Regions from separate parts of the Homo sapiens genome. Here regions 1, 2 and 3 are each linked to region 4. The links are chromatin contacts, found by Hi-C or POLR2A ChIA-PET in ENCODE. All regions are on one chromosome and are shown on one strand. The core of a region is the stretch at or near the end of the contact, and the rest is flanking DNA. Distances in the headings are between cores, read along the strand shown. Region 1 overlaps JARID2 (jumonji and AT-rich interaction domain containing 2). Region 2 overlaps JARID2 (jumonji and AT-rich interaction domain containing 2). Region 3 overlaps JARID2 (jumonji and AT-rich interaction domain containing 2). Region 4 has its middle 130 kb from the start of JARID2-DT.

What was found. Hi-C counts contacts between places; a loop is a spot of excess contacts on that map. ChIA-PET counts read pairs that join two places held with the same protein, here RNA polymerase II (POLR2A). Pooled maps may share reads with other maps.
Region 1: a map of A673 shows a loop between it and region 4 (3-fold over the local background). The contact joins two enhancer-like sites. A Hi-C loop is called at or near these places in 1 of 168 maps with a recorded cell type or tissue (A673) and 1 of 50 pooled maps. POLR2A ChIA-PET finds 5 or more read pairs at or near these places in 4 of 52 experiments (AG04450, OCI-LY7, activated T-cell and 1 more).
Region 2: a loop to region 4 is called in a map of A673, with 6 times the contacts of the local background. The contact joins two enhancer-like sites. A Hi-C loop is called at or near these places in 1 of 168 maps with a recorded cell type or tissue (A673) and 3 of 50 pooled maps. POLR2A ChIA-PET finds 5 or more read pairs at or near these places in 1 of 52 experiments (activated naive CD4-positive, alpha-beta T cell).
Region 3: a loop to region 4 is called in a map of A673, with 3 times the contacts of the local background. The contact joins two enhancer-like sites. A Hi-C loop is called at or near these places in 1 of 168 maps with a recorded cell type or tissue (A673) and 2 of 50 pooled maps. POLR2A ChIA-PET finds 5 or more read pairs at or near these places in 1 of 52 experiments (H1).

The regions. Positions count from the first base shown.
Region 1 is chr6:15,431,844-15,438,618 of GRCh38, reverse strand. All of the region lies in intron 3 of JARID2 (jumonji and AT-rich interaction domain containing 2), which reads right to left. Among named protein-coding and RNA genes, the nearest start is that of DTNBP1-AS1, 110 kb to the left of the region's middle. RefSeq lists a silencer at 5,624-5,673. Within about 2 kb of position 1,343, at least 2 of the 41 ENCODE cell types and tissues checked have a DNase peak (open chromatin) inside an H3K27ac peak, as active enhancers do.
Region 2 is chr6:15,385,075-15,391,630 of GRCh38, reverse strand. All of the region lies in intron 2 of JARID2 (jumonji and AT-rich interaction domain containing 2), which reads right to left. Among named protein-coding and RNA genes, the nearest start is that of JARID2-AS1, 140 kb to the right of the region's middle. RefSeq lists enhancers at 1,049-1,408, 4,031-4,140, 4,151-4,230, 5,622-6,382. Within about 2 kb of position 1,250, at least 5 of the 41 ENCODE cell types and tissues checked have a DNase peak (open chromatin) inside an H3K27ac peak, as active enhancers do.
Region 3 is chr6:15,490,181-15,496,492 of GRCh38, reverse strand. JARID2 (jumonji and AT-rich interaction domain containing 2) reads right to left here. Exons shown (of 18, transcript NM_004973.4): 7 at 1-361. Among named protein-coding and RNA genes, the nearest start is that of DTNBP1-AS1, 53 kb to the left of the region's middle. RefSeq lists an enhancer at 4,302-4,803. Within about 2 kb of position 4,917, at least 8 of the 41 ENCODE cell types and tissues checked have a DNase peak (open chromatin) inside an H3K27ac peak, as active enhancers do.
Region 4 is chr6:15,107,398-15,113,426 of GRCh38, reverse strand. It overlaps the pseudogene RN7SL332P. Among named protein-coding and RNA genes, the nearest start is that of JARID2-DT, 130 kb to the left of the region's middle. Within about 2 kb of position 3,851, at least 2 of the 41 ENCODE cell types and tissues checked have a DNase peak (open chromatin) inside an H3K27ac peak, as active enhancers do.

The DNA of each region.
Region 1 (6,775 bases), core at 94-2,593, 330 kb before region 4:
GCCTAAAGGATCTTTAAAGCGGGGGCTGCCAGGAGGAACCACAATAACAAAGAAGTTGGAATTGTCAGAAAAATACTCACATTTTGTCCACATTGGTCAGAAACAATGACGTGCAGAGGAATCATGGAAATGAACTACATCCTTCTACGCTCTGCAATTCACAGATGAAAAAAGCTACGTACGTACATCTCCCTCACTGCTGACTTCAGCAGAATGTTATGCCAGCCAACTGGGCAAATGCAGAATCATGTTCATAAAGATGTGGGTGACAGGCACTGGGAGGGGGGATGCATAACTACCCTCTTTATAATGCAACTTTCCGATTCCGCCAGCCTCAACATGCCCTAATGGTCTCCCTTTGATCAAAGAGGCATCCATCTTTAACTGTGTCAATCCACTGCCAAACTCCACACTCCCAGCCATATATCAGTCCTGGGAAGGGTTGCTGAGGCTTCTCCTCCAGCAATTTGTAAATGAGAACATTTCCAGCTGGATACTTCAAGTTTCCTCCCCATCCCACCACCCCACAACCCATTTCCAAAATACCATCAAAAAGCAGCCATAGTAACTTCATACCCAGAACAGGCCCCAAGACATTAAACCTGTGTGGGTTTGGAAAACAATACTAACAGACACTGACAAAAATATTCTATCTTCTATCTATTCTGCTAAGGGCCCACTTACCTTTCCAAAAATTCACTTGTTCTTCTTAAGTGGCCTTTCTCCACCCTCTTCTAAGAATTTATTTGTCCTCCCAGAATCGCCCTTTTGCCCCCCACATCCCATTAGGATGGTAAATTCTTTCTTTTTTTTTTTGAGACAGAGTCTCACTCTGTTGCCAGGCTGGAGTCCAGTGGCGTGATCTCAGCTCACTGCAACCTCCGCCTCCCGGGTTCAAGCGATTCTAGGATGGTAAATTCTAACCTCCTCTTAGAGTCACATTTCTTTGTGAACTCAACTAAATCTGTTTTTTTTTTCCCTGTTGCTAATCTGTCTTTCATCCATTTAATTAGCAGGCTCCCCAAAACTGAACTTAAGAGGGTAGAGAAAAAGTTCCTCTTTTTAAAATACGTTTCTTCTATTTTTTTATGTCATACAACTTTAAAAGCAGAGAATGTTACACAAACTAGCACTGCAGATAGACAACCCTAGTAACTAACTAGGTTAAGGGAGGACTTCCACAATGTAAGCGTAAAGGACAGTGCATAAGGAGCTGAGGCCAAGGGTTCATGGTGTGATTCAGCTGGACATAAAAGGGGACAGACCTTAGGGAATGGATAATGAAGGAGACACAGTTTCTGCCTTTCAGGTCTGAACAGGAAGCCTTAGGTTTCATGAAGTGCGACATAATCCAGTCACAGCCTCACAACATAAAGTATGACCTAGACTACACCATGGAGTCAGTGGAGACTGCCATTCCCAACCAGTCCCTGAAACAACCTCCCTCTGGGACAGAAATTGGCTTGGGAACTCAATCATTCACCAAAAGGGACCTTTCCAGGAAGAAAAGATGACCACACACCCCTGTGCTTCCAGGTAGAATCTATGCTGAAGCTGAACAGTAAAACCGTAAAATCACACGGCTGAAGGACAGGGTGGCCTGCAGTCGGGCTCTAAGAAGGACCTGGATATGCTGGGAGGGTTCCATTTAGAGCTCCAGAAGTGCAAGACCTATGTGACCAGGAGAGCACTCAATTGCTCTCTCAGGGAAGCACAGTCCACTTGAACCTCATTCTCCCCTGAACTGAACTCATTATAACTGAATAGGAAAACACAGAATATAAACATTATGGGGGAAAAAAAAAATCACAAGAAAAGCCTTCCAAGCAGGAGTCCACACCACTAGAAACAGAAAAGATTGCTGGGATTTTTCTAATCATGCTTCTCAAACAGGGCATCGCAGGTGGTAGGCAACAAGTGATACAGGAGTGCTGGGAATAGAAGAGCATGGTCCCTTTAAATGATAGGGAAGGTGGGGAGGGAAAAGCTGGGTAGAGGAAGGGCGTGGCCCCTGGCTAGGGCTCTACTCCCAAGACCTAAGTGAGGAAGGCACTTCTGCCTTCTTGCCCAAATGTTGCATTTTCCAAGACCACCCTGATCTGCCACGCCCCCATCCTGGGCCTATGAAAACCTATAAAAACCCAAGACCCTAGCAAGACATAGACACAAGCTGCTGGACGTCCTGAGGAACACATCAGCGGAAGACGACACAAGCGGCTGGTTGTGGAGAGCACGGCCGCAGAAGAGCACTGGCAGGCCAGTAAGCCATCGACCAGCGTGCAGCCCGCCTCCAGGGGAAAACCATCTCCCTTCTGGCTCTCCCATCTGCTGAGAGGTACTTCTATGCAATAAAACCTTGCGATCATTCTCCAAGCCCACGTGTGATCCGATTCTTCTGATACACCAAGGGTAGGATCATGGGTTACAGAAATCCCTCTGTCCTCAAGGAAGGGAGTCTAATTGAGCTAACACAAGCCGCCTATAGACAGCAAACTAAAGGAGCACCCTGTAACACATGCACACTGGGACTTCAGCTGTAAACATTCACCCCTAGAGACTGCTGTGGGGTTGCAGCCCTACAACCTGCCCGTCTGTATGCTCCCCTAGAGGTATGAGCAGCGGGGCACTGAAGAAGTGAGCCACTCCTCCATCGCACGCCCTGAGAGGGGGACAAGAAAACCTTCCCCATTTCAATAGAAACCATAAAATGCAGCAAAGCTTTTCTGTGTTTTCTGCTAGCTTTGGGATTGGTTTGCTCTGTACTCCTGAAGTTCAAAGTTTAAAAAAAAAAAAAATTTGGAATTCATCCTCAAGGCACTGAAACTCCAATGTGCCAAACAGCTTATACTATTAATCTACTCGATTTCAAATTAGTAAAATGTATTTATTTAAAATTAAAAAAATAAAATGTAGCAAAGCATGGCATCATGAGTCATTTCCAGGAATACAGCAGGCCAAGATATTCAAGCAAGTCATTAAAGCCATCAATGAGGTAATAAACAAACAAGAAATTACTGATGGAAATTCTAAGAACAAAAGCTAGAACCCAGACCTACCCAAGGAGAAATGACCCCACTTTTGTGCTTCTGACACAAACAAACCTGAACTTGATTTCCCTAGCACTGGCACTGGGAGGAAGGTGGCATCCTACCACCCTCCAAGCCCTAAAATGGGGCTCTAACAGGAGACAACTTTCTTACATTCAGCTAGGATTCCCAAAGGCTGGATATCTTTCCTGAGAAGTTGTAAAACTTAAGCGGCCCTCACGAGGATTTGGAATATAAAAATCATCTCTCAAGCCCTGAATTTAGTTTAAATAATGTTGGACTGATGATACCCTAAGGTATGTAGCAAAAACATACATGAACCCTCTGTAAGAAGAGTTTTTTCATCTCAGGCCTCAATGAATTCCCCCTCAAACAACTTTTCACATTCAGGGGAAATAAAGCACCATGAGGAAAACCCAGCAGATGTCCAACTGGGAAAATGTCAGTCAGTAATTTGAATCATCAGACTATGTTAAAACAAATAAAAGCCAAGTTTGAAAAACAGGAAACTAACACCTGAAACAGTGAACACTGAAACTACCACTGAACAAACATTGAAACTAACATTTGAGTGTAACCTAACATTTGAAAAGAACCAAACAGAGCTTCTAGAAATCAAAAATAAACTAGCCAGAATTAAGGCTCTCACTTGGCAGTAACAAACCATTTTTCTATTGAAGGAAACCCAAACCTACTTGAGAAGTAGAAAGCAAAAATTTCATGAGTTATATAGACTGCAAAACTTCAAAGTCCTCTTCCAGCAGAGGTTAAGGCCCAAGATACGGAAAGCTGAGAAACACTGTCCTATAGATGAAAATCTTATCTCCTTCTGATAGATGAGGAAACAGCAGATCAAGAAGGGTATTTAGTGACTTGAGTAGGATTAGGCAACTATTAAATACTGCTGGAGAATACACAATAACATTCTATCAAAATACTTGAATTAACACTCCATGGAATTCACATAATGGGATTCTGAGACTCACACTTGGATAAATGAATGGGTTCATTTCCTGTTGTGCCCAGGGGTGTGAAGAGCCTCTGTTGTCATGACAATGAAAAACCAATGCATTCTCTTCCACATTTCACAGTGGTTAAAATAAACAAAGATGACAGCTGACCCTATTTGCCCTTCTAAGAATTTTCTGAAAATCTCTCTCCCCATCAGCTCCTCTAGGGAACTGGCTCCTCGTAATCTATCTATGTGCAACACTCTCTGAAAGATACCACCACCCTAAACAACCCCACAGGCTAAAAATACAACAAATTCCATTTTAAAAGATAAGTCACTGATTGAGGAGTATATGGAATTGTCCATCACAGAAGCATGAATTCTGTGCATCAAGGGACAGCTACAGTATTATTTAATGTCATCTCTCATTCTCTGATCTACAACAAAACTTCGTTTAAAAAATAAAAATAAAAAAAAAAACTGTTAGGAACACAGTGAAGGGTGGAGACAGACTTACGGAGGTACCTGTGTTTTACGGGCAGATTCCCCCACTGGGTATAAACTGTCTCATGCCAAGCTGAAACATGTGAAACCAGGGAAAGTAAAGTACACTGGCACATACATATTCTCAACCCTATTCTACTCCTGACACACACACACACACACACACACACACACACACACACACACACACACACCCTGGAGAGTGAGGGCTACTGGAAAAACTCTTAGGGCCTAAAAGAATTTAAAAAACAGGGGTATGATGGATATTGCATTATTGTCAGCCACAGTATCATCCATTAATGCTAATTATAAGAGAAAAGAACTATCAGGGAGAAAGCACTGTCAAATTTTCCCCCCATATCCCCAAAAGAATGGAGAAAAACATCCCCAGTCCTGTATGATGCAATTGATGTGGGTGGGCAGTAGTGGGTGCATCGACCTGGCCAAGGGAAGCACCATGTATTGCAACCCACAGGAAGCTGGGAATCATCTTATGAATATAAAATTAAAGCCAGCATATGACCGCCTAATACAAAGGAAATCCAAGATTAAATCACATTGTTTGCTCTAATAAGTTGCTTACATCAGGAAAAGACTTTCACTTGGATGACATGCCCTTAGGTAGGATGCACGCCACCTAAGCGACTGCCTAAACTGAAATTATACACACACACACACACACACACACACACACACACACACACAGAGAGACATGGGGGTTGGGGAGGAGGCATGCAGCCAACAACTAGACTATAAATAATTTCAAATAAACCGCAAGGGAAGGAAAGACATTATTACTTTTCTTTCTCTGCACAAGGCAGATGAACAAGCTGAGGAAGGAAACATTTGGGGACACACAAAGGAAAAGGTCCCTATAAGGAAATGGGGCTACCTGGCCCTAAAAATTCTTAACCACAGACATAATCACTGTTCACTTACCCAGCAACTATATATAGAATGGGTGCTTATTATTTAAGGGTAATAATATAATACGTGCTTTAAATCACATAGAGCCCTCGGAGTGGTGCTTATCAAAGTGTGATTCTTCAACCAGCAACAAAAGAATCACTTGGGAGCATACTAGAAATGCAAATTCTCAGGCACCACCTCAGACTTAACTGAATCAAAAACCCTCAGGGCAGGACCTAGCCAGTCTGTGTTTTAACCAGTCCTCCAGATGATTCTGATGCACGCTTACATGTGAGAAATACTGGGTTATAGCCAATGCTATAAGGTGTAATGGTTGCATTTATCAGACAAGGAAACAGAGAGGCTCAGACACTTTTAAGTAGCTTTTAACAGCTTAGATACAAACCAAACATCTAACTTTATTCAAAAACCTGTGCTTCTGCAGCAGGAGAACAGGGTCTGGAGGGAAGGAGCCTAAGGACTTCCTAGAACTAAATCAAACGGAAAAACTGCCAACCTTCTAGCCCAAGTAAATAACTTTGTAACATTCCAAACTTTCCAGCTATGGCAGGAAACTTCACTTCATCCTCTTCATTCACATGGGGCATACACCAAGTAACCAATGGGAAACCTCTAGAGGGTATTTGAACCCCAGAAAATTCTGCAACCAGTGCTACTGAGACACTGGCTTCGAGCCCACTCCCAGTCTGTGGAGCGTACTTTTCTTGTTGTTGTTGTTGTTGTTGTTGTTGTTGTTTTTGAAGGTGAGAGTAGCTGGAGGATGACAGAGTCCCAAGTCTGCCCAGGCTGAGGTGCAGTGGCGCAATCTCAGCTCACTGCCACCTCTGCCTCTTAAGTTGAAGTGATGCCTCAGCCTCAGCCTACCGAGTAGCTGGGATTATAGGCGTGAGCCACCATGCCTGACTAATTTTGTATTTTTAGTAGAGACAGGGTTTCACCATGTTGGCCAAGCTGGTCTTGAATCCCTGACCTCAAGAGATCCACCCGCCTTAGCCTCCCAAAGTGCTGGGATTGCAAACGGGAGCCACCACACCCGGCCTGTAGAGTGTACTTTCGTTTCAATAAATCTGTGTTTTTTTTTTTTCATTGCTTTGTGTGTTTTGTCCAATTCTTTGTTCAAAACGCCAAGAACCTGGACACCCTCCACCGGTAACACACTGGTACCAGCTGAACTGTGGGTCTCAGTGGCTTAGCAAAAGTGCAGGAGCACTACTGAGCACAGTGAGCCTGTGTACCTAACCAGGCATTCCTGAGAACAGGCTTCCTACTGGATTTATTTCACAAGAGATAAGAGTCCTTTCCAGTGGCATACCTTTAGTGACTTGGCTTAAGAGGATTTCAA
Region 2 (6,556 bases), core at 1-2,500, 280 kb before region 4:
TAATATGATTTGACAGATTGCAAAGTGAATGGTTGCATAACACAGCCTTTATCATTTCTAAAAAGCTGCCTAAAATAGATAGGCCTTAAGAATTTTCTTTTGTTGACCCTAACTTAGAGCTTGTTCCCATCGGATGCTCTCCCACAGTCACTTTCTCCCCTCTGTCTGTCTCAGGCCTCCCCACTGACCCAGCTGGCACAGATCTAGCCTCCATTACATGCCACATGCTGGCTCTGAAACTCTCTGCTAGGGCTCCTCAGAGACTTCAGAACCCAATAGTCTGTGGGGTACCCCTCCTATACAAACCTAACACCGACTACGCCTACAGGGCAGCTTTCACCAACACCACTGAGGATGCCTTGCTGGGGAAAACTAGAGAGGCAATCCTTCCTTCCATGCTTGTCAGGGCCGCAGCAGTCTCAGCTCGCCAAGCCCTAGGGTGAGGCCTGATTACAAGACATTGGCATTCAGAACCTAGAAGGGGGCAAACCAACTTGAAAACCGTCCCTTAGGTGTCCTGCTTCATGACAAAGCTACAGCACAAATAGGAAGTCACGGGGTACTGTATATCTACAACCTCAATAATGATCGCCCTTTTAAATGTTTACATTCTTCCAGGCACTAAGAACCTGAAATAAATCAACTGCATTCATCGTAAGAATACCACCTCTGAGGAAAAAAAATTAGTATCCCATTTTCTGAGACGGAAAACAACAAACCAAACAGATGGTGGTATCAAGTTTGTCGGTTTTCTGAACCCTTGGTGGGACCCTGGGACATACTTACAGGGATGACAGTGTGATCCTTCAACAATTTCCACTAGCAGAGCTGGAGGACTGCGGCCTACTGGACCTGAGCTGGCAGGAGGGTAGATGCCCAGCCATTCTCTCCAGGAAATCTCTGATGGTCTGTATTCATGGATCCAAGGACAACCCAGTCTTCCTTCAGTTTTACAGAGCACACATGAGAAGGCCCAGCTTGCGTTCCCAGAGATGACCTGAGCTCTGTCAACAACTGCCTACCCCCACAAAAGGACAGGCAATCCCTTGCACAGAGTTTCTCACAGAGGGGCTAAGAAATCGGCCAGCAGGGATGTCAACATCCACTACCAAGAACAGCCACTTGATGGCAATCTTAACCTATTCCCTTGGAATTCGTCCATAAAGGGAGACCCCAGAAGGCTAGAAGCACCAAGCATGGGCTGCACAACGTGGACAGAGCTAAGAAGGACGTCCCTGCTTGACCTGAGTGTGCGGCAGTGCGGCGATGAACGGATAGAGAACCCCACACCAACAAGCACTGTTGGGTTCTTCTCCATATCTAGGCTTCTCTGGGGACTAGGCAGAAGTGGCTATAGGCTCTGCAGTCAGACAGCTCAGGAGCATGGAAACCTCTCGAGCTCCATGGCGCACTCACATTGGGTTTCTCATCAGACTGAAATGCAAGTGGACAGATGACAACAAATATGAGAATAAATCAAAGGCAAGTTCCTCCTCCTTACTGTGGAAACTTGTTCTCTGAAACAGGGAAGGGCAGGAGGCAGGGGGTGAAAAAAGTGGACTTTCCTTAGAAGGTGGGACACCTGTTGAATAAAGCACTCAAGCACCGCCCTCCTCATTTAAGTTGTCAAAGAAGGAAACTAAAAGCCATGTGCATCTCTAGGAAAAAAGTCTCTCCAGTTAAAAATAGAAATACACTGTAAATTGCTGCACTACACACTTCTATTTTTGGTAGCAGGAAGATGAACTGAAGGGCTCTCTGAAACATCAAAACATCAAAGGGTGGGAGGGGGTCCATACCATCATATTACCATAAAATAGTCCACTGTCTTAGCTAGGATAATGACACGTTTCCACAGAGGGTTCGACCTCACTTTGTGTGGTAGTTTCCCAACTCCTGGCTTCTCCATTTATAAAAAGAGTTCAGGCAGAGTGAAGAGTTTGCCAACATTTTCCTCAGAGGGATTCAGAAAGTGCCAGCTGAGAGCCTTCCAGCTCACCCTTTAAAACTCTGTAACACTTTCCAACTGAGCAAACTGGAAGGCCCTTTCAAATGACACTAGGAACAAAGTCATCTCATGGAGGGTACACTGCTGGGGGAGCCCCTAGGGAACAGATCACTCTAGATGCATTCTTCTAAATTCACTCTCAAAGGAGGCAAGATGCTATTTTTCAAATAAGCATTCAAAAGCATGGGTCCCTTGGTGAAAACCCCAATCACATGGGATGGAAGCAGACTATCAAAAATAACAGTGTTCCAGCCTGGGCAATACAGTGACACCCCATCTCTACCAAAACATTTAAAAATCATCCAGGCGGTGACACGTGCCTATAGTCCCATCCACTCAGGCGGCTGAGGTGGGAGGGTTGCTGGGGGCGGTGCACGCAAGCTGCAGTGAGCTGAGATCGTGTCACTGCACTACAGCCTGGGCAACAGAAAAAATAAAAACAAACAGTTAAATAAATTGATTAAATATAAAAGACAGTTAAATGATTGCAAAATGGAGACCTTGGACTGCCTTCATGTAACACATGGCAGCATAACTTTGAGAGCCATGGAAAGCTAAAAGCAGACTACCACTTCAGAGACCACCAGAAGCTAGCCTGGGAGCCTCCACACGTGGCCTTCCCCGTCACCAAGATGGCAGTACCAAGCATGAACAGGCACCCACCTAACTGCAGAAAGAAAACAGGGACTCAGTTAAGGATTACCCAGATGACAAGGGCAGGGCAGATCACACAGGAAGACAACCTTTCTGTGTATACACAGAAAGAGCTGAACCAGCCATTAGCTCCAAAGCATAAATGAAGCAAGAACACTAGTAACAGGTCAGGGAGAGAAGCTACGGGGTCTGAAAGCATGCGGGGCATAAGTTACCATGAAACACAAGAGACAGCTCTCCTTGGATGTCAATGGCAGGGTACAGGTTTGGCCTTGCCGGTTTATAATCAAGAATGGGATGTCACTGGCGAATATAAAATATTATAAAATATTTATATATTTTATATTATAGTTTGTTGTAGAAAAATTATATATATATATTTTATAATATATTATAAAATAGCTCATGTTTCTCTCCTCATCCCCACACCTCCTTGAACGATAGACTTGTACTGTTTTTATCATCCTTGGGAAAGAAATTATGAAGAAGCTAAATCTGGGACTCTACAGAAACATTTTAAAGCCTATAGAGGAAGCTAAAAGGATAGATGAGATTTGGCAGCAGGTGAGCTTAAAAATCAAATTGTAAATTAAGGGATTTATGAACTGTAGGGTAATTTCCCAGAAGCATATCTAGTAATCACTCTTCTGGCTTTTAAAGATATACCATACAGGACTCTAAACATTTAAAGTGGCTCAAGTAATAACAGGTTATTTCCAAAAGCTAAGTAAAGGGCCCTCTAAATTTGAGGGAAATCAGATCTAAGACATTCACAAGCACAGCAAAACTACCCTAGTCCATTACAATAAATCTGATAGTAATTAAAGCTACTTAAATACACATATCACAGAATTCGAAGATTTAGAAAACACATGAAGCCTTTCTCTAGCAGGGAACAATATCACTCTATAAGAAAGAACGTCAATAAATCCTATTCACAAACAAGTCACCTCTGGCTGTAGGAAGCCCTATCTGGTGACCCTGCAGGGTCTTTCTATTCTATTACACGTCAAGAATAAAAAATGGCTGGGAGTCACAAAAGGTAGATAAGATGAATTACTGTTAAACAGATAGGATTCCCTCGACCTCAGAAGTCCTCAAATAATTCCACAATGCTTCCCCAAATAATCTATGACAACAGAAACATCCTCCCAGGACCATCACAACTGCCATCCCCCTGTCAAAAGCAGTTACTCCATCCAGGCTTCTCAAAGGTCAAACAGCTCTAAGGGTTTCCTGACTTACCAGGAAAATGTTCTAGTATCACACAAGCAAGAAAGAAAACATGCTGCAGATTAACATGGAGTTTAATTTAATCTACAGTTAGACTGGAATAAAATTGTCACCATGTCCAAGGCCTGCAGAGACTGTAATGTACTCCCCACAAAGTCTTCTGTTGAAGCTCTAACCCCTAAGGTCCATGAGAAGGTGATCGAGGGTAAATAAGGTCATAGGGGCACAGGGCTCTGACCTGAGAGGGCTGGAGTCCTCGCATGAGGAGGAAGACTCAGAGGAACCAGCCAAGAAGAGGGCACTCAACAGGAACCCAGCTGGCCTGCACCTTGATCTTGGACTTACAGACACCAGAACTGTGAGAAATGGAAATTTCTATTATATCAGCAGCCCAGTCTAAGGTAATTTATTATGGCAGCCTGAGCTGACTAATATACAGACTTTCACCACAGCCGCAAGAATATGATTAGCAATCCTATCCCACCACAGGCACACGCACACTGTCTTGGCATCCTCAAGGGCGACAAGGAGATCATGGGCTCCTCACAGGATTCAGTCTAACTAAAGACACCGCACTAGCAAAAGACATGACCTACAGATGTCTCTATAGAGTGCCTCTGGGGAAAAAAGCCAAGTCTGGGACCCTAGCTCCAGAATTTTTAATTATTAACATTAATACACACCCAGGCTGAGTATTCCGAATACTCACAGATTAAAAACAGTGGTGGCTAATGTGCTATACGAGAAAGGTGACACTGAAGACAGTCAGAATGAAGCCTCCTCCAAAGCCCATCTGCTCTGAGTTTACACAACAGTTCAGAACAAAAACCATGATGCCAGTTTAAGAGACAGTCTGACTCTGAGAATGTCATCATCTTTCCAATCGCAGGGTTCTTATTCCAACACTGTGCCTACATAAGCCACTTCTGGAGCTGCTAAGGGGATGCACATGGGCCTCTGGCCTTGAGGCACTTTCAGTCCCCAACACTCTCAGACATTCGGCACATTCTGGACAAACATCATAAACCCATCGATAAGCATAACAGCTCTTAAAAATACAGGCAGTGGTGTTGAGGAACTCCACAATGAGCAAATACATTTAAAGAACTCAACCGGCCAGGCGAAGTGGCTCACGCCTGTAATGCCAGTAGGAGGGGGGATCACCTGAGGCCAGATCTTGAGGTTATAACGCCCTCCAGCCTGGGTGGCAGACCAAGACTCTGTCTCTAAACAAACAAACAAACAAACATGTCAACTGTACTGAAGGGAGAAGGAGGAACCTTTTCAGCGTGATAGGAAGGTATTTTATCTACACTGGAGTGTTGCTCACTTGGTTATATGTGTACACTTGTCACAACAAGACATACTGGAGATATGTGGTTTCACAGGCTTTCCTTAGTTTAAACACACACATACACACACACCCACACAGAAGTAGAGAGAGGGAGAGAGAGGGGGAAAGGAAGGGGGAGAAGAACAGGGAGAGGGAGAGGGGTGGGGGAGAGGGAGAGATAGCTATCTGGAGTCAGAAGACCTGGGCTCAAACCCTGATTTGACCACTTCTCTGCTAGGTGGCCTTGTACAAGCTGCTTAACACCTAAGGCCCATTAAATTAACCCCAAAAATATTAGTAAAAGTACAAAAATCATCAATTGAGAATTAAGAGACATAATTTTTTTACTTTTTCTTAAAAGCCCAATTGTAATTTAAACCACCAAGCAACATACCTTGTACCTAAACAGGGATGCGATGAATGTGGTTCAGAAAGAAAGGACACAAGGCTGACCCTATTCCAAGAATCTCTATGATAGTGAGACATATCACACAATTATGAATGCACATTCCCTCTGGCAATGGGGAAAATAAGATGAGCTGACATCTGGGGGCCTAGGGTGTCACGGTGTGAGCATTTCTAAAATGAAATCTGGAGTCCCAGTTGGCAGACTCTCAGTCCCCTGAACAGAGAGTGGCACATCCACAGCATGGCAACAAGAGGTGCTGGAAAGGGGGCGGCAGAGACGTGGGTGGCATGCAGGTGGGCCACTGAGCCGTCTGCATGCTCATTCACACAACACAGACTTCGGAGATCCCAGGCACAGGGAAAAGCAGCAGTCAACACAAATGAATTTTCCTCTCAAAGCGCTTACAATCTAATGTGGCTAGACACATTAGATAATTATCTATATAAATAATAAATATCTATAAAATAATATCTATAAAAAACTATATCTTAAAAAATCTATTAAAAAATCTATATAAATAAATAAATTAGAATAAACGCACGCACATGTCCCTCCCTCACAGTACTACAATGTCAGGCAGTGAGAAATGCTGTGCAGACAGACTTCATAAGGTAAAGCGCTAAGGAGTAACAGAGGCAGGTACCCTTTTTACTAGAATGTTCAAGGAACATTCCAGGGTATGGGGGCACTTAAAGGGGAACCTGAAACATACAGAGAGATCAAGTCACATAGATACCAGAAGGGAGAGAATTCTCAATAGAAGGATCAGCTAGAGCTAAACAGAGTATGCTTTGTGTATTTAAAATACCAGGAAGAGGGACAGAGACAATGAGAACAGAGTGATACGGGGGCCCAATCAAGTGGCCAGCCATGAGGATATTTCGCTTTCACATTAAGAGCATAGGCAGATATGCCAGAA
Region 3 (6,312 bases), core at 3,668-6,167, 380 kb before region 4:
CCACCTCCTTAGTGCATGACTTTGGGTTCAACCTGCCACTGACCTTGAGGCCATTGACGGCGGGCCCAGTGGACTTGGACGCCCCCCCGAGGGATAGCACCTGTTTGCGGGTTTTTGCATTGCTACTTTCAGTTTTCCCTGAGATTGTGTGGTTGACAGCGGAACTGGGCTTGTGGTGATTGGGTTTGGTGTCCTTGACCAGTTCTCTCTTGGCTTTGGTGTATGTGACAGCCCCCTTCGTCACCGTGGCAGTGTACTTCACAGTTTTGGATGGTGAAGGTCTGACCTCGCGCATCTTTTTGGCACTGGTTACACCTGCACCCAGAGATGACATTCGAGTGACTCCGTTTACCTTAGAAACCTGTGGAGCAGCAGAAGCAGAGGTGGAAAAAAACGCAGAATTAGTACCTGCCACTAAAATGACCGGCCCACCCGTGAGAAAGGACCCTGGATGCTGGGGATGAACAGAGCCAGCAGCCTGTAGTGTGATAAGAAGAGATGTGGAAATACCAGCAAAGAGAAGCAAAATACACATCCAAGAATTAAGCAGCGATGTCCACTTTCAGAATCCACTATATACCTATCCTTCGTCACAGAAGTATGCAAACTGCCCCAGGCGCTTCCTAGCGGGGTTTCCTGGGTGCATTTTCACGTTCCCATTGCTCTTCCAGGAAATTTGGTGTTTCACAATGAAGACCTCCCCACGTGCCATGCAATCACCTGTCCTGAGCTTCTCAGAGTTGATGACAGCAAGATCCTGCTTCCTTGGGGGAAGTGGAGACAGACACACACACATATCCCTGTTCCAAGAAAAGTCATGTCTGCTATTTCTGTGCTCCACATAGCAGCATGACCTGCCCACAGGATTTAGAAATCTATGGCTAAAAAAAGAAGGAAAACAAAAATACTATGGAAGCAAAAGAACAGCAGTGCTCATGTGGTTTGGCTCCGGGTGGCAGGCCAGGCCCAGAGGTGTGGCTGCAAACTGTCAGCAGCTGCTGTCTGCTTTCCTTGTGGAGACGAGCCCTGGACAGGGCCAGGCTGGATGGAAGAGGGATGCCCCGACCTCACTGTTGAAGCAACACATGCCAACCCTCGTCTGCACACGCGCTTCCTATATTTTCCCACCGTTTACAAACTGTCCCATGTATCTTCCACCCTGGACAAACTTTCCCATCAGGTTCTATGGGACCTGGGCAAACAGAGACAGTCTTACAGCTTGGACGCCGTGGTAATCTTGGGACACACAAACGTCAGCGAAAATGGGGAGCGACAATGGCAGACACTAGAAATGCACAAGCTTCAAACAAGAATAATGAAGGGACCCCAATGGGCTGCTGCCAGACATGCTGGTTTCGAGAAGATGTCTTCTCTGCGTCACAATGTGGCCACTGCCCCATCACTTAACACCTTGGGCATTACTTTTCGTCTATGATATGAGGTTAAAGTCAGGGACTTCAGGGTTTTATAACCACCACCATCTCCAAAGGAAGAAGCCTAAAAATCACAAAATTACTGAGAAACACAGAATACTAGCCCCCTCTTCTCCCCAACAGCCCGAGAGGAAGGTGCCAGGGTCGGGGGAGCCTGCACTTCCTGGTCAGGAGAGCTGGCCACATGCAGTGATGGCCCAGAGGGTACTGAAACACCAGTGCCACCACAAGGCTGTGCAGGCTGCTGTCACATGGGGACGAAGGTCCCCAGATGGCGGGTAATGAGTCTTAGTGACCTTTGTACTAAACCTAGGCCTGGCCCAGGACCCCCCTTAAGTGGGGGTGGGGCATGGAATGAAACTTCCCAAAGGCGCCTGTAATCCCAGCACTTTGGGAGGCCGAGGCGGGTGGATCACAAGGTCAGGAGATTGACACCATACTGGCTAACACGGTGAAACCCCGTCTCTACTAAAAATACAAAAAATTAGCTGGGTGTGGCGGTGTGCGCCTGTAGTCCCAGCTACTTGGGAGGCTGAGGCAGAAGAACGGCGTGAACCCAGGAGGTGGAGTTTGCAGTGAACCGAGATCATGCCACTGCACTCCAGCCTGGGCGAGACTCTTGTCTCAAAAAAAAAAAAAAAAAAAAGACTTGCCAAAAACATCCAAACCAGTGGCTCTCAGCATCCCCTAGAGGGCTGATGTAAACACATCACTGGGCCCTACCGGCAGAGTGTCCAAGTCAGAGGGTCTGGGATGGGACTGAGAATGTGCATTTCTAACCAAGTCCCAGGTGATGCTGTGTGCTGACCTGGGGACCGCGCTTGGAACCACTGAATGAAGTATCAGTGAAGTTTATAAAAATCAAAAAGGAAAGAAGCCACTGAGACCTGTATTTCTCTATATGCCACCAATTAAGTGCAGTCCAATCAAAGCCACAAATTCTTGGTAGGACATCATCTCTTAGGAGCCAGGCCCATGGAGGCCTCATTCCTAGAGCCAGATCTCAGGCCCCATGAAGAGGCAGAAGCGAAGACCCAGGAATCACACTCTGGCTCTTAAACCATGAGTCACCCATAAAAAAAGTGGGACTGACAGACGGTCTGGAATAAATAATGCGAAACCCTTTTGGAGAGGAAAAAAAGCACCTGGCAATGATAAATTTAAAACAGATTTATAAAACCAGGGGTAAGGACAAACAGAAATATTCCGTGGTAAGTACTGTTAATCTGCAAGAGGAGGTATAGTGAGGAATGCAAATCTCTTAGTTTTAATTGTTCTTTCAAATGCTTCCACTAAAACCAAAACAAGACAAAACATTTAGAAAAACAAAAGCAAACAGTAAACTCCAGCTGGGGCTGATCTTTATTTCCAGCAACAAAGGCTGGTGGGGCTGGGTGGGGGTGGGGGAATGGGCCTCAGGGAATCCAGGACCTTGGGGAAGGGCTCTATCTCAGGTTCAGACAGCAAAAGACAACACCTCTACAGTTGGCTCAATCTCCTTTTAACCTGTAGGGGTGCAATCTGTTTCAGCCCTACTCCCAGCACAAGAGTCTCCTTAAGGAGACGGACACAGTGCGGCTTCGTATATCGCTAATCAAAATGGCAAACTCCAGATGGTGCCGGACATAACCCAACTCCTGTGAGGTTCAGGCATCAGCCACCACTACTTGCTGAGGTTTAGTTCAGTGTTTTCCAAACCTGGCACCCCTAAAACCCTTAGGGGAGCTTCAAAATAATGTAAATCCCTTCCCTCTAGATTCTGTGCTAATTGGTGAGGATCAAGAAAGGGAATCAGTGTTTAAAAGCCTCAGATGTCTCAGTGTTCCCACAAATCCGTGGACCCTACCCTTCCCTAACACCGCTGTCCAAATACCAGAGTGCTATGTCTCTCATATTCTATCTCAAATAAGAGTGTAAGGCCTTTGGTTCCATCCATTCTGGCTTCTCGGGGGCACCTGAGTTCATGGCTAGCAATGCTACAGGGAAGTAAATTTTCAACACAGCTGAATTCTATATATCACTATCTTCAATGGCAAAAGGAACACCTTGTTTACATCTTTCTGAAAACCTAAATACTGAATTATTGGCAAGGTATACATTCAAATAACTTGCTTTATGAGAGAAATGAGTTGCAATATTTTCCTTCTTATTATAGGAGTTATCTTCAACAGTATCCACCCAGATATCACACACGCATGCCCATATAACAAGCTCAAAGACTAGATGGATCTCACCCACAACACAGACCAGCGAAGTTCAAACAATTACGAAGACTGAAAAAGGCAAGTGTCACTGGCCATCTTCCTCCTCGAAACCCAGAGGGTCCGTGTTCTATGCCCACCACGAGAGGCCACAGGGGAGCTGAAAAGCTAACATAGGAAGCCCCTTAAGCTGCTCCATGTGTCCTAAAAGGGAGAAATAAAACAGAACCAACAACCCAGCCAGCACCACCATTGTGGGGAAACCTGGGACCCACCAATCTAACAAAAGGACACCCCTTTTCCTGGCCTGGACTTGTCTATAAGGAGCCAACACTTAATCAGTACAAAAGGAAACAGAAGAATGGAGGAAGGCATTGTCTTACCTTGTTACCGAAGGTCTCCCTCAACCCACCTCTGTATCAATTAAAACCACACAGCCCCAGTTATGCAGCCAGTGCACTACAAGGAAGGCCACCGCTGCACGTCCTGAGGGATTCCACAGAAGAGCACACACAGGAAGTCATCTGAACTCACTGAAGAATTAGCGCCGACGTGGGCTACAGCAGGACCCTCCATTGAATGACAATACATTTCAGCTGAGCAGCTTTATACATAAGTGCTTGAAGTTACTCCTTCTCTCAGCTCTGTTGTGGATTTCTGGCTTCTCAGCCCATTGCCCCCAGCCCCCAACCCAGCTCTGCAGAAAGTGAGGTGTCTGCAGCGTGTGCTCCTTGGCCCACAGCCATCCGTCACCTGTATCTCAGGTGATCCCAGGCACACGGCCATGAGATATTAAAGCAATCCCTCCTAGTCATAAGAGAATGGTTTCAATTTAACAGGCAAGGTTGAGAGCATTTTCAAGTTACGTTCGGCCAGATGAGTACTGGCAACAATACCTCATTCTTCTTGCAGAAGGGATATAAGGTGAGAGATATGAAAGTCCAGGACATCAAACGTTCCTACCTGACTTTGTTCTTAATAACAGAAATTCCATCTTAAAAACTGTACCCAATCCACACTCTGTGTGCTTGCTTTAAGAATATAAAATCTCTCCCCTCCATCCTTATGGGTTTTTCTCCACCCCACCACCGACACACACAATATTTAAATCAACTCAGTATGATGACAGATGAAAAGGAGAAACATGCACTTCCAAGGCAGAGCAGAAGATGAGAAATGACTCTGATGTTTTTGGTTAACTAAGCAAAAATGTTTTAGTCGTTCAAGATTATGACGCTGTCCTCAGTTCAACCTCAGATTCACTGGCAAGTTCTTCTTCTCCACGAGAGGGAGCCGTTGAGCCGAGGCCTCTGCCAGCCTTTCAAAACAGAACCAGAGGCCCAGAGAGAGAAACAGTTGGTGGCTGGGGGTAGTCCATTTGCACTTTAAAACTTGAATCAAAAACAAAGAGCCTAAACAGAAGCGAAATGCACTGGACAGACAGTGAGTTATGGAAGGGGAGGAGCAGCCTGCTCAAACACTGACCGCAGCAGCAGATGGGCAGGAGCCTCCTAGCCAAGGCCAAGGCCAAGGCAAATGTGCTCTAAAAGAGATGCCTGGGTTCCACTGGGCAATCTAGATGTACCTATAACCTCTCCTCCCACTGAAGGCAATGTAACTGAGTCACAAATACCCCACCACCAGCAAGTGCAATTCAAATGACAAAATAATGTCATGAGAAGAAAACCTTTAACTTTTTTAAAAACTAATATGATTTTCTATGTTTCCTTCTCAATAGCCGTATTTTCCAGAACTTTAAAAGAATATTCTCAATTCCTTGGCCCTCTCTGAATCTTACTAGGGCAGGATTTTTCTGCAAGGCTTGTACATTTTCATATGAAAACCTCTTCAGTGACAGTAGCCTATAGCTCAATGGAAGGTCCTGCAAAACCAGTGGGATTAGCCAGTTGATCATTTTCTTCTCACACTCAGCCTCAGCGTAAGAAATGAGAATCACATGTGGCCACATCTGGTTCAATATCCTGGCTTACAAACCACACAAATTTCTACACAAGTACAAAACCTGCTCATGACTCTCTTGGAAAACTAATACTTCAAAACCCTTGCTAGAAATAAAGCTCGTCTGTTGGACTATCCTAAACTTGTTACTTTCTGTCACTGCATGTAAGCAGAAGTACTACTGCAGGAAAGCAACAGAAAAACACCATTTGCTCCTTGGTGAGACCCTTACCATACAACCAAATTATTACCCAGGGGCACTCCCAGCCCCATGACAATGCAATGTTATACAGGCATGTGCATTCCATGACAAAGACAGCTCATTTGGTATAATCGAGAGTAAACGGCCGGGGCCAGAGCCCTCTCACCAAGAAAAAGGCTTAGGTGAAGTACGCACTGGTGTGTTCTAACTCTCGGGTTCTAGGGACTCCATAAATCGCACACACTATCAAATGGCATTGCCCAGTTCGCACGAGGGGAAGTGGTTTTAGACTTGGAAGACAGGTGCATGCACCCACACAGTTCATTATAGCAAGCAGAGCAAAGGCACTTCTCGGCAGCACCCCCTAAAAATTACATTCCTCCACATTTCAATACAGTCACATTTATGCTTTTAAGCTGAACAATAACAAAAAAAAATCCACATATCATATTTGAAATGAAAGATCAGAGTATCCTCTGGGCCCATATCTTTCATGCAGTTGAAAAGATGAAAGGTC
Region 4 (6,029 bases), core at 2,602-5,101:
AGCTGGGACCACAGGCGCGCACGACCATGCTTGGCTAATTTTTGTATTTTTTGTAGAGATGGGTTTTTGCAGTGTTGCCTAGGCTGGTCTTGAACTCCTGGGCTGAAGTGATCCACCTGCCTTGAACTCCCAAAGTGCTGGGATTATAGGTGTAACTCACTGCACCTGACCAAAATAGATATATTTTAAAATTTTTTATTCTAATAGAGACAGGGTCTGGCTATGTTGCCCAGTCTAGAGTGCAGTGGCTACTCACTCCCACTACTAATCAGCATAGGAGTTTTGGCCTGCTCCACTTCTGACCTGGGCTGGTTCACCCCTCCTTAGGCAACATGGAGGCCACCATAGTGATGCTGAACTTAGTGCGGACACCTCATCGGCATCATGTGTGACAGTTCAGAACTCCTAGGCTCAAGTGGTCCTCCCACCTCAGCCTCCCAGGTAGCTGGGACTACAGGCACGTGGTTATTAATAATAACAATATCAATAATAATATTGATTGCCTGTTGAAATGATGTTTTGAATATATTGGGCCAAGGGAGATATATTATTAACATGAATTACTGCTGTTTGTAATTATCCTTTTTTTTCTTTTGAAACGGAGTCTCGCTCTGTCACTTAGGCTGGAATGCAGTGGTGCAGTCTCGGCTCACTGCAACCTCTGCCTCCAAAATTCAAGCAATTCTCCTGCCTCAGCCTCCCAAGTAGCTGAGATTACAGGTGTGCGCCATCACGCCCAGCTAATTTTTTTTTTTTTTTTTTGTATTTTTGTATTTTTAGTAGAGACAGGGTTTCACTACGTTGGTCAGGCTGGTCTCGAACTCCCCACCTCAAATGATCTGCCCGCCTCGGCCTGCCAAAGTGCTGGGATTACAAGTGTAAGTCACCACGCCCAGGCTGTTTATAATTATTCTTAATGTGGCCACTAAAACAATTTTTAAAATTACAGTAAAATATATATAATATAAAGTTTGCCATTTTAGTCTGGGTGCGGTGGCTCACGCCTGTAATCCCAGCACTTTGGGAGGCTGAGGCAGGGTGGATTACCTGAGGTCAGGAGTTCAAGACCAGCCTGGCCAACATGGTGAGACCCCTGCCTCTACTAACAATACAAAAAAATTAGTTGGGCATGGTGGCGCACATCTGTAATCCCAGCTACTGTGGAGGCTGAGGCATGAGTATCACTTGAACCTGGGAGGCAGTATTACTTTGGGCTAAGGTTCTTTGATTTCTGGAAATGTTTCATAGCCCACGGTGGTCACAATTAAATGTGGTCAGAACTACATGGGGAGCCCAATATTATTCTAATTGCTGTGTGAATGAGGGCTGAAATCACAGCCCAGCCTGACAAATCCTCTTTGGTTTCAGGGACTTTAACAAATCTTTATAGATAAATGTGCGTGGCTCGCTCTCTCTCTCTTTTTTTTTTTTTTGGAGAGATGAAGATCTAGCTATGTGCCCAGGCTGGTCTCGAACTCCTGGCCTCAAGAGATCTGCCTGCCTCAGCCTCCCAAAGTGTTGAGATTATAGATATGAGCCACTATGGCTGGCCCTGGCCCAATAACATTTGCCCTTCCTTCCTTCCTTCCTTCCTTCCTTCCTTCCTTCCTTCCTTCCTTCCTTCCTTCCTTCCTCTCTCTCTCTCTCTGTCTGTCTCTCTCTCTCTTTCTTTCTGTCTGTCTTTCTTTCCTTTTTGAGACAGGGGCCTAGCTCTGTCACCAGGTGGTGTGATCATATCTCACTGTAGCCTCAACCTCATGGGCTGAAGCAATCCTCCCACCTCAGCTTCTTGAGTAGCTGGGACTACAGGTGCATGCTCTGCACTCAGCTAATTTTTGTATTTTTAGTAGACATGGGGTTTCATCATGTTGCCCAGGCTGGTCTCGAACTAATAATCTCAGGTGATCTGCCTGCCTTGACCTTCCAAGTGCTGGGATTATAGACATGAACCACTGAGCCCAAAAACATTTCTAATATGAAGAAGTAGAGTCTAACCTAAATACACCTGTCTTTCACTATGAAAATATTGCTCATTTCTTTTTTTTGAACTCTTCAAACATTTTTGCTTGCCCAGTTGGGAATTCTCAGTATATGTATATTTACTAGTTTTACTCTCAAATTGCATAACACATTAGTAAAATTAATGTAATTTTTTTTTTACAGAATATAATAGAATACAGTAAATAAAATAGAGGTCTAACTCTGCCCTTTCTGGGTCTCAATGGGTCATCTTGCACACAGTCTGGGGTTTAAGAACCCTACTTTGGAAACTATTGCATCATGCTTCTTCCATTGGAAAGATGCAAAATCCCAAGAATGGAATTTGTTCTTCTCTTATTAGTGGTAGGGCAGAATTATTATTACAGTCAAAACTGTCCATCTACTTACACCAAAACCTACAACAAAGTTTTGGCAATACTGTAATATTGTATGAGAATGATCCACAGCTGGGTTTTTCTTCCCAGATGAGCAGGACACTGGCACAGGGACAAGATGTTGACGACATAGACTGTTTTCATTGTGTTTTTCTGTGTAAACTCATTTACTGTCATTAGTAATCATCACTGTATGAGAACTTCCAGGCTGGCAATGTTACAAACAGTAAGGCACAGAAGACTTTCTCTCAGGCTCTGTTTGATGGAAAACACACAAACCATGGGCCAAAATGGCAGGATCTGCTGGGCACAGTGGCTCAATCCTGTAATCCCAGCACTTTGGAAGGTTGGGTTGGGCGGATCACTTGAGGTTAGGAGTTTGAGACCAGCCTGACCAACATGGTGAAACCCCGTCTCTACTAAAAATACAAAAATTAGCCAGGCATGGTGGCAGGTGTCTGTAATCCCAGCTACTCAGGAAGGTGAGACATGAGAATCACTTGAACCCAGGAGGCGGAGGTTGCAGTGAGCCAAGATCACGCCATTGCACTCCGGCCTGGACAACAGAGCAACACTCCATCTCAAAAAACAAAAAAAGGCTGGGTGTGATGGCTCATGTCTGTATTCTCAGCTCTTTGGGAGGGTGAGGTGGGTGGATCACTTGGTCAGGAGATTGAGACCATCCTGCCTAACATGGTGAAACCCTGCCTCTACTAAAAATACAAAAAAAAATTAGCCAGGCGTAGTGGCAGAAGCCTGTAGTCCCAGCTACTCAGGAGACTGAGGCAGGAGAATGGCGTGAAACTAGGAGGTGGAGCTTGCAGTGAGCTGAGATCGCGCCACTGCACTCCAGCCTGGGAGACAGAGCGAGACTCCATCTCAAAACAAAAACAAAACAAAACAAAAAACCAAAATGGCAGGATCGAGGTATATGTGAGTTACTAGCAAGACACTGAATACATAATTCCCACACAGAAGAAGATATTGAAACCTTTGTGTATTATGCCTGACATTAATTATTTGTGCTTTAAAAATATGTGTGTGTGTATATATGTATACATATACGTATACATGAATACGTACACGTATACATGAATACGTACACGTATACATGAATACGTACACGTATACATGAATATCTATACCTATACGTATACATGTATATCTATACCTATACGTATACATGTATATCTATACCTATACGTATACATGTATACACATACATATATGTGTATACACATATATGTACATGTGTATATATACACACACATATTTGTGTATACATACATATACACATGTGTATACATATATATGTATATGTGTATATGTATATACACACACATATTTTTACATACATATATATATGACTTTCCTAGGAATGTTAGATTTCGGAAGTTTCTAGATGCAGCCCTCAGCAGGCAGACCTCCCCAGACCAGGACAGGATGTGCTTAGATGGCGAGTTACACAACTGGAAGTGGCCTCTCTCTGCTGCTCCCTGTGTGTTGCAAGGATTAGTTTAATTAGAGCCTGTGCTTGTACAGCACTTTGACATTCTCAGACAAAAAGTGCTAGATGAGCACAAAATTTTATAACTGTAATGGAATCCAAGCAAATAGCATTGTAATAAATGGGTCTTGCTGCTGATACTGCATTTAAGAGTCCCCTCTTTATAATTGCATGTTTACTCTATGTGATGAACTGAGGTGATTAATAACAATGATAATAATTACTCCTACAGCATTTTATGCTTTCAAAGGGCTTTACAACTTGTTTATTATTAATCTTTAATCTTCCCAGTTGCTGCTCTGCTAAGTCAGTGTTGTTTTTGTTTTTAAAATTTTCATAGAAATGGAGAAATCAGAGGACTAGAGAGCGGGGCTGAGGTTTTGAAGTTCCCACGGCAAGTCAATGTGAGGAGCTGCTGGATTTTGATTTGGAAAGGAGAGATGTTGAATGAGCTGGAAGAGAGGGTGAGGCAGGTCGGGGAGAAGACAGGTGGAGCTCACCGTGGTAACCTTGCAGGGTTCGGTGGCAGATTGCTATGATCTGGGTGTGAGGAACCAAAGCAAGGGTGCTTGGCGAGTCTAAAGCAAAGGCAACTTGATGCAGAATGCGTAGGTGGAGGTTCCCACCTCAACACCCGCTCTGCTTAGGCCGGGTGCTCCAGTGGCATTTGTGCTATCGCCTGCGTTCATTCAGCTGGTACTTAACACCTGGTCAAGGTTGATCAAGGGGAGTAGGGCTTTGTGTCACAGCTAATTGGGTGCTATAAGGAAAAGACCCCCAAACTGTAGTGTAAGCAACTGGCATTGCATAATCAGCTGCTTCGAATACCCACTGGGGGATTAGACTGCGATAAGCAAGTGCTGTAGGTATCTGCGAGACAAGCAGTGTGTCAATTACACTGTGGATGGCCAGATTTATGTGCTTTTTGGCAGTGCTGCTGAACTATTAATCATATCTCATGAACAGGCCCCATGTAAACCAATAGCAAATGGCACATCTTAAGGAGCATCCCAGCAAAAAATGTCCCATTTCCCTTATATCTTCTGCTGATGTCTAAGGTACTGAAAATGAGAATGAATACACAGAGCCATCAAGCAATAATCAAGAGCCAAGCTACCCTTCCCCCCTTCCTTCCTTCCTTCCTTCCTTCCTTCCTTCCTTCCCTCCTTCCCTCCTTCCTTTCTCACTTCCTTTCTTTTGAAAAATAAAAACCTAATCATGTTTTCTGAGCCAGCGAGACCGGATTTCCAATCAGCATCTGGAAATGGCATATTTCACATAAAAACACACCCGTTAAACATTTTCTTTTAATGACAAAGTGAGGATTTCATGACTTTCCTCTACTTTTATTTCATGGTGGTTTAGATGGGCCATCCATATAGATTTCTTATTCCTTGCTAAGTTACATATCTCCTGAAGTGCGATACATCTACTGTCATAATTAAATGTCGTCAAGCTGATGTGTATGAGTGTTTTGAGCGTTATCACTAATTGCTGTGTTAGCATGAATTAGACAGTAAAGTAATTAGAGGCCCAAATGCAGCTGTGTCCTATGTGGTGCAGTTTCTGGGTTGGGCTGTGTGTTTGTGTCTGTGTGAGTGAGGGTGCGGTTGTGTGAACCAGCTCTGTACTCTTCCCCTTATACCTGGATTATCTCAAGGTGCTTGCTAGTCTCTCTTGTTTGTGCGGAAGTCTCTGAAATGATGTCCGGAATGGAAGCCATTGTCTGCAAGAGAGAGTCCAGGTTTCTTTAAATAAGCAATTTTCTGTAATCAGTCAGCAGGGAAAGCTTCACTCTCCAGACTAGCATTAATGGAAGACAGGTTTTAGAGTTTAGAAAAAGCATGTTTATCTTCAAGACAGATTAGTTGGGGTTGGGGTATATAAGTGTGTGGTGAGAGGGGCTGGGAGTTTTGTAAAGAAAATGGGAAGACATTTGTTTTTGTTTTTAGCCCAAGATCTTTTCTAATCTTCCCACATTTGTCAAACCCATAAGGACTCGTTCTGCTGATCGTGTGATGACTGGTCTGGACTTTTCCTCCACCTCCTCTCCCCAGTTCCCCACCCCAACTCCTCCCTGCTTTAGTACTAAACAGGAGTCAGAGGAGAGGCCAGCAAAACTCATGTTCTGGCTTCTGGCTGTCACA